Regions from separate parts of the Homo sapiens genome. Here region 1 is linked to region 2. A link is a contact called in ENCODE Hi-C or POLR2A ChIA-PET data. All regions are on one chromosome and are shown on one strand. The core of a region is the stretch at or near the end of the contact, and the rest is flanking DNA. Distances in the headings are between cores, read along the strand shown.

Region 1 (4,302 bases), core at 1,225-3,724, 160 kb before region 2:
GTGTATACTGAGCTTAATACCTAGGTGATGGGTTAATAGGTGCAGCAAACCACCATGGCACATGTTTACCTGTGTTTACTTATGTAACAAACCTGCACATCCTGCAGGTTATGTACCCTGGAATGTAAAATAAAATAAAAAACTAAAGTTCAGATCTTGAAATTGTAAAACAGAGAACATAAAGCAAACACACTTAATATGTTACAAAGAAAATGAGAAATGCAAAAATAATAATAATAATAATACTTATTAAAGCACAGTGAAGAAGACTTTATTCAGGACCATTGCAATAGGTATAGGTAACACCACAATGAGATTTTGCAGCCTGGGAGAAAGATTGGACTTAATTCCAAACACAGCATGGGCAAGTGGGAATTTATAGCCAAGGAGCAGGGTGGGGGTCAATGGATGGAAAATTACTAAAAGGAAACATCAGGGGTGAGGAAGATTTCAGCTAAACCAACTTCACAGGATTCTTGCTAAAAACAGAACAAGGTGATTTATTACCTGTGGGATAGTGGAGGATGAGGAACTTGATCAGATGTCACGGTTGATCAGCTACTGGGGGAGAGGGGTTCTTACTAAATGAGTTTTTGGATAAAGCAGATTTTACAAGGAGGTGCACAGATGGGCCTAGGAGAAGGTTAGGGAGCCTGACTGAAGTTTGGTCAAGTTAGAATCTGTGTCAATATCTGTACAAAATTCCTCTTCTTACAAGGACATAAATCATATTCGATAAGGGCCTACATTACTGACTTCATTTTAACTTAGTTACCTCTTTAAAGACCCTATTTATAAACATAGTCACATTATTAGGTATTGGGTATTAGAAGTTCAGCATGAAATTTGGTGTAACACACTTCAGTCTATAATGATCACATAAAAAATCTTGGAGATCAATCCATACAAACACATAAAGGCTGCTTCATTTTATTTCATTATTGGACTATATTTCCTTCTCCTTCTGTCTTACTCCCCCCTACACAACCTCAAATAATAATTAGTGCTTTTGTAAAGGATTATGAGTTCATTGTAAAAATTGCAAACAAGTACAAAGAAGAAAATAAAAAATCAGGTTCATTATTATCTCTTGGAGCTAATATTTTTGACATTTTGATGAATATTCTTTTAATGAGCCCTTTGTGTCTAAATACATATATAGATGTATATGTTCATGAATATATGTAAATGAGTATATGGATATGTATGCATTAACCAAAACTGGGATTGTACCATTTATGTATTCCTGTAATCCTCGTCACTAAACAATATGAGGGGACCGTCTTCTTTAAGAAATATATTAATAGATCTATATTATGATTAACAATGCTTACCTAGTATTTAGTTGTATGGATGTTCAATTAATCATCTAACAGGTCATTTAATTTGCTTATATTTTTTCTGTTATAATCAAGACTTATGTCTTGATTACATCTTTGCACACTTGTGTGATAATTCCCATGGAGTAAATTCTTGGAAGTAAGAATACAAAGTTGGCAGCCACTTTACTATTTTAATATATACAATAATTTTAAGCTATCTTCTAAATAGTTTATACTAATTTATACACTCACCACAAAAATTAAAAAAACATGAGTTCTTATATATCTACACTGTCACTAATAATATTAGAATGTATTATTTAGCATTTTTAAAAATAAAATTAGTTTTTATTTGCACTTACAAGTGAAAGCATCTTTTCTCCCAACATTTTATTTACAACATACAACAAAGTTTGAATTCATTTTACAGCAAACACTAATGCACACCATCTTGATTCTACCATTAACATTTTACTATAGTAACAATATAACTATCCTTCTATCTGTACCTTTACCCATCCATTTAATTCATCTTTTAAAATGCATTTTAAAGGAATTTACAGGAATCCATACACTTTACCCAAATTGCAGTTGACCATTGAAAACACAGGTTTGAAATGTTTGAAATGTGCAGGTTGACTTATATGTGGATTTTTTTCAATACATATATTGGAATTTTTTTTGGAGATTTGTGACGATTTGAAAAAACTCAGATGAACCACTTAGCCTAGAGATAACAAAAAAATTAAGAAAAAGTTATGTCATGAGCATATAACATATAACAAAATATAAAAAGTTATTTATCAAAACTGACACAAGCAAACACACACCATACATGGTGCAATTTGAAGTTCAGAAAAATATAAACAAATGTAAAGGCAGTATTAAACTACACAAAATTAACTGTAGTACATACTTGACTCAGCTGAGTGACCAGAGGCCTTGTGGGTGTATCTGGGCAAGGGGTTAGGGGGGTTGAACCCCTGTGCAGCAGCCCTACAGGGAAACACCCAACAAAAATTATTTTTTAAAAAGGCTCATCCAGGAAATGCATATAAGGGCTGGTCACCTGGCGTTTTGAGTCCTCTCACAGGTCATAGACCTCTGGAGAGAGAAACTGAAACACTTAAGAGGGTGAAAATGACTCAATGGTAACACACTGTGGAGTCTTGAGTGCAAGCAGCACACATCACCACACAAAAACGCTAGGCCACAGCTCAGTTATTTTAAGAAAAAAAATGAGAAAATAATAATCTAAGAATGAGGAGAAAACAAGGAGAATGATCCCCTTTCAAGCACTCCATAGGTTTTATGGCACCTCCACTTGCCAGAGTTTATGTGAAATGGAAGTAATATGGTATTTGTGCATATATATGTTAATGAAAAAGAGCACTAAGGTCAACCTGCAAACTATAGAGTTCCTAAGTTCTCTTTTTTCCCTATTTTCCTTTCTGCCAGCTTTAAATCTGCTGTTATTTTTCTATTAAGATACAAAGCACTGTTTGGACTCAGCAAGCTGTTTGTTTGCAAGCAGGTGAATTTGTGTTTGCCTCATGGCTTAAGTTCTGAAGTAAAAGCTATAAGATTTTGTGTGTGTGTGTGTTTGTGTGTGTGCATATTTAAAAGGCCTTTATAATTTATGTAATTTTATGTTGAATTGGCAATTAAATCCATTTTAACTTCCTTCTAGCACAGGAGACTTTTTCTTTCAGTACCTTATAATGTAAATTTTGCTGTTTGATTTTCACCTGTTTCCTTTAATATGCAAATTTAAGGCTAGTTAGCTGACAACTGCCTAGGGTAGTAAAACAGGTTATCAAGAAATTGAGGCTGGGCACAGTGGCTTACTCCCGTAATCCCAGCACTTTGGGAGTCTGAGGCAAGTGGATCACTTGAGGTCAGGAGTTCAAGACCAGCCTGGCCAACATGGTGAAACCTCATCTCTACTAAAAATACAAAAAAATTAGCCAGGTGTGGTGGCACATGCTTGTAATCCCAGCTACTCAGGAGGCTGAGGTACAAGAATTGTTTGAACTTGGGAAGCAGAGGTTGCAGTGAGCTGAGATCACGCCACTACACTCCAGCCTGGACAACACAGTGAAACTCCGTCTCAAAGAAACAAAAAAAAATTTGAAAGTCTTAAGATAGGGAAAAAAGATCTTTAAGAATCTGTAAAGTGTACTTCTGTCAGCATACCTAATACATCTATGTATTTATGCATTGTGTACATGATGTTTCACTACTGAAAATATGAACTCTAATTAATTGGCTTATGAAAATAAAAGTGCTTGAATCAAATATGTTATCAGGAAAAAGGACTAGTCAAATGCTTTTTCAAGTTTACATAACTTAAGTAAAATCTTTAATAAATAAGCTAGCTTTAAAATTATTGCTAAATTAATATTAGAAATGTCTTACAAATTGCCAGCATACATTTTTGTTTGTGTTTATTATTCAAGCAATTTCCTACTTATCCCTGCCAAATTCTATAAGGTGTCAAAATTTGGCACAGGGGTTACAAAACTATAAACCCAACCTAATACAGAATTATCTTTGCTTATGTAATTTTTAATAAATAAGACATTGATATTGGTTTAATGAAAATAGCTACATCTTGAATTTAGTATGATTACCATAACTTCTTGTCTTGTGGCTTTAGGAGGTCTAGTCCACAGGCAGTAAGGTATGTTTTGGAAAAGGACTGTTACCATCTTTGTTTCAAAGCTAAACTATAAACTAAGTTCCTCCCAAAGTTAGTTTGGCCTATGCACAGGAATAAACAAGGACAGGTTGGAGGTTAGAAGCAAGGTGGAGTCAGTTAGGTCAGATCTTTTTTACTGCCCCAGTTATAATTTTGCAATGGCAGTTCCATAACTTTAAATAATGACTATTGCAATTTCCATAAACAATCTAGGTAAATGATTAAAATAAAATAATTGGGCAAATGTAATGGGATAAATACTTGTAGACAAACTCATTA
Region 2 (4,281 bases), core at 1,296-3,795:
TTTCAATTTCAATAGTAAAAACGAATTACTAGAAAAATGACATAAAATAACATAATTCATTTTTAAATTATCAGATTTAACAGATATAAAATTACTGTCAAATTCTTATCATAGAGTGTAAGCATTTTTTCTCAGTTATGTACTTATTTTACTTCAGACTAGTAAAGAACACTTCTTGGATGGGCAACCATCCTCAGACCATATTGGGAGTAACACTGCTCTAAAATATATACATATATATATATATTTTTTTTAGATGAAGTCTCACTGTGTCAACCAAGCTAGAGTGCAGTGGCGCAATCTCTGCTCCCTGTAACCTCCACCTCCTAGGTTCAAGTGATTCTCCTGCCTCAGCCTCCTGAGTAGCTGGGAGTACAGGCACATGCCACTATGCCCGGCTAATTTTCATATTTTCAGTAGAGATGGGGTTTCACTATGTTGGCCAGGCTGGTCTTGAACTCCTGACCTCAGGTGATCTGCCTGCCTCAGCCTCCCAAAGTGCTGGGATTACAGACATGTGCCACCGCACCCTGTAAAATATTAATGACTTTTCTGCCTTAGAGCTTTCACATTTGCAATTAATTTGCTAAAAACCACTCTTCCCTTGTCTCCTCCATGGCTGGATTATTCTCTCCTTGAAGGTCTCTGATTAAAAGTCACCACCTCAGCGAAGCCTTCCCTAACAAAATCCAAGTAACTGGTATCCTTTTCAAGTTATCCTCTTTCATTGCATGCTATATTTTATATTATTCTATATTATTTCCTTGTGCTAAAATCTCGTGTTTTAATAGTATCCTTATTTGTTGATTCACTTGTCATTTCTCTGCTGTCCCCCTAACCTGTCATCTCCATTAAAATGACAAGGTCCTGTTTTGTTCATTATAGTATAATAACCAGTGCTAATTACAATGCCAAGCATATTAAAAATTATTAATAAATACTTATAAAATGAATGAATTGAACTTCTGTGAATTTGGTTTTATCACCTATCAGATGGAAATACTTTCCTTATCAATTGCTATGAGAATTAAATGTAATAACTTCCAGGTCTAGTCCTTTTGTCTCATGAACATCCATTTAAATATTTAAGAACACCCTCCATGCCCTCCTTTCATCCCCACTTACAAAGTTTTATCTTCTGAAATCTAAGTGCTGTTTTCCCTGAGTGGTGAGACTATGCATTTTGAACTATCAATTACCAATAACAGAATTTATAATTCTTATATGACCTAACTACTGACTGGAATCCAGAATAATAATCTAAATGATAGCATGGTTTCCTTTAAAGATCACTAGTATACATTTTTGTTGTTGTTGTTTGTCTGTTTTTTTTAAAAAAAGCTCTTAAATTAAGCCTGACTTTGAATGGTTGATTACTTGATTCTGCATCTGGTCTGAAGAAGTTTTTCCTTTCTCTAAAATAAAGTTTCTATATATCTTTCTCCCTCCATCGCCTCAAAGGCCATGCTTTACTCACAGCCCTTGCCAGAGCAAAACCTTTTAGGATTCTTCTAAACTCTAGAATACCTAAGGACTACCTGAAGTACCGGTTAATTTGCAAAAACACAGGACACTTGTAGAGAATGTGATTCTTTGTCTTTTTGTGTGGTTCAGGAATATACTTTCGTTTTGTTTCTCTCTTTCTTTCTCTCTCTTTCTTTCCTCTCACTTTTCTTTCTTTCTCTCTTTTGTTTCTTGTTGGATTGGGTAATCTATGAAGCAAGGTATGAGGGAACAAAAATAGTAAGATAAGTTTAAAACATATGGAATAGAGAGTGAAGAAGTTGTTTAGTGCAGAGAAGACAGAACAGCCAAGTTGTGGTAAGGACAGGAGAAACTAGATGCAAAACTCATGAATCAGTGCTGATGGGGAACCTAGGGCAGCTTTGGATCTACAAGCACCTTCAGGTAGCCGCTCTTCCTGACATGCGGCAGTTTAGTTTCCTGGAAATCCATTTATACACATCCTTACAGGAACTGCCCTCCCTCTACCCTTGACTCGCACTAGCTTCAGTGAGTAATTTTTCTTCCCATACTCCTACAAAAAAAATGTCTAAGCAAAACAGTTTCTCTTCTTCAAAAAGAGATACAACTGCACTAGCAGGAAATCAGTTTTCGGCATCACAAGTTCATCTAGGCATCACAAGTTCATTTCAGTATACGCACGTTTTTAGAATGCACATTTTCTGATTCTGTCTCCCCAGTGGGTCCCCACAAATTTCTCCCAAGACTGCTACTGAAATGACTTATATAGCAGGTCCTCCAACAACATCCTTTCATTCCACAACATGTTGTTATAATGTTGATGAGAAAAACAACAGATTCCCATCCAGGACCACTGTGTGGGAGTTAGCACATCCTCCCCAAGTCTGCATGGGTTTTCTCTGGATACTCTGGTTCCCCCCACATCCCAAACACGTACTGCATGTTATGTAAATTGGCATGTCCAAATGGTCCCAGTCTGAGTAACTGTGTGTGTGTGCGTGTGCGTGTGTGTGCGCGTGTGTGAATGCCCCCTGCTCTGGGATGACGTCCTGTCTGGTGTCAGTGTCTGCCTTGCATCCTGAGCTGCATAGGCTCTGGCCACCCATACCCTTGAACTGAAATCATTGAGTGAATAATTATCTCACTTGTTTTTGTTACTGTTTCTTAAATGTATGCATAACTCACATTTATTTCAATGTTTAATATTAGAAATGTTTTGGTCTTTATTAAAAGTTTGGTGATGTTTTTGTGACTAGAAATATGCCATAGGAACTTAAGTCTTGTTTCTATCATTTAGCCTGTGGTAAAATTGGTTCTGTTACATGCCGTTTTGCTTAAACTCGCAGTTTCCAAGAACCTATTGATGACATTAAGACTTACTGTATGAGTTCTTCTCCCTTCCAAATACGCATGCCCATGTGTCCAAACAGATTCAGATAACCTGAAATCTTCCTCAAAGCTGTCCTAACTGCTACAATTCCTGTTTGTCCCTCCATTTACCTCTCTAAACTCGTCCTTCCTTGAACATTTGTACAATTCATGAAAATATACTTCGATAAAACGAAAAAGGACCTTAGATTTAGTAATTACAAAAATGAACATCTGTTACAAACTTAGTCTGCCGCATTGGTGTGCTAGAGCTTTATTGGCTCACGCTGATGGTTAAATTGTTAGTAGCTTGAAATTTGCTATGGTGGGAACATTTACTTCACGGAAGTTGGCGACAGCTACAAATAAACACTCCGCCCCTCTCCTCCCAGGCCAGTGTTCCAGCGTATCATTCGTTTTAGGTACTTTTCTTTTTCTTTCTTTCTTTCTTTCTTTTTTTTTTTTTTTTGAGACAGTCTCGCTCTGTCCCCCAGGCTGGAGTGCAGTGGCGCGATCTCTGCTCACTGCAAGCTCCGCTTTCCGGGTTCACGCCATTCTCCTGCCTCAGCCTCCCGAGTAGCTGGGACTACAGGCGCCCACCATCACGCCCGGCTAATTTTTTATATTTTTAGTAGAGAGGGGGTTTCACGCTGTTAACCAGGATGGTCTCGATCTTCTGACCTCGTGATCCGCCCGCCTCGGCCTCCCAAAGTGCTGGGATTACAGGCGTGAGCCACCGCGCCCGGCCATTAGGCACTTTTCTAAGCACTTGTATGTATTCCCGTTTAAATCTTCACAACATTCTTATGAGATACAGTTACAATTATTATCCCCATCTTACTCAGTGAGGAAAAGGAGGCACAGGGAAGTTAAATGGCTTGTCCAAAGGTACTCAGCTAGTTTGTAAAGGACAGGATTTGATCAAAATCGCTAAGTAATTGTTCATTGTTGCAAATAAAAATGACTGACTAGAAAACAACCAATTTTATATGTCATTTGCAATCATCCTTGCTAAAATTAACAGTTGAAAACTTTAAACTCTTGAAGGAGAAATATTGTAGAAATAAATATCACATTCAGTTTCTTATTTCATGTGGCCTTGGTTAAGATGAAAAGAATTTCAGTTAGATAAGGAGTAATAACTTCAAGAGATCTATTGTACAACATGGTGACTACGGTTAATAACAATGTATTGTATACTTGAATATTACTGACAGAGTAGATTTTATGTGTTCATACCACAAAAAAATAAGTATGTGAGGCAATGCACATGTTAAGTAGCTTGATTTAGCCATTCCACAATGTATACATATATAGAAATATCATGTTGTACACCATAAATACATAAAATTTCTGTTTTCAATTAAAAAAATAAAAACAAAAATTCATAATAAGTAATATTTTTAAAAAAGATTAAAAGACAATTGT

Evidence for each region. A loop is a pair of places that touch in the nucleus more often than their neighbours do. ChIA-PET counts read pairs that join two places held with the same protein, here RNA polymerase II (POLR2A). Pooled maps may share reads with other maps.
Region 1: a loop to region 2 is called in a pooled map, with 1.9 times the contacts of the local background. The contact joins two enhancer-like sites. A Hi-C loop is called at or near these places in 2 of 37 single-sample maps with no recorded cell type and 9 of 50 pooled maps. POLR2A ChIA-PET finds 5 or more read pairs at or near these places in 1 of 52 experiments (activated naive CD4-positive, alpha-beta T cell).

The regions. Positions count from the first base shown.
Region 1 is chr3:112,512,888-112,517,189 of GRCh38, reverse strand. No RefSeq gene overlaps it. Among named protein-coding and RNA genes, the nearest start is that of BTLA, 16 kb to the right of the region's middle. Within about 2 kb of position 2,474, at least 3 of the 41 ENCODE cell types and tissues checked have a DNase peak (open chromatin) inside an H3K27ac peak, as active enhancers do.
Region 2 is chr3:112,356,300-112,360,580 of GRCh38, reverse strand. The region is part of intron 5 of CD200 (CD200 molecule); the gene reads right to left. Among named protein-coding and RNA genes, the nearest start is that of CD200, 25 kb to the right of the region's middle. RefSeq lists an enhancer at 1,750-1,819. Within about 2 kb of position 2,545, at least 5 of the 41 ENCODE cell types and tissues checked have a DNase peak (open chromatin) inside an H3K27ac peak, as active enhancers do.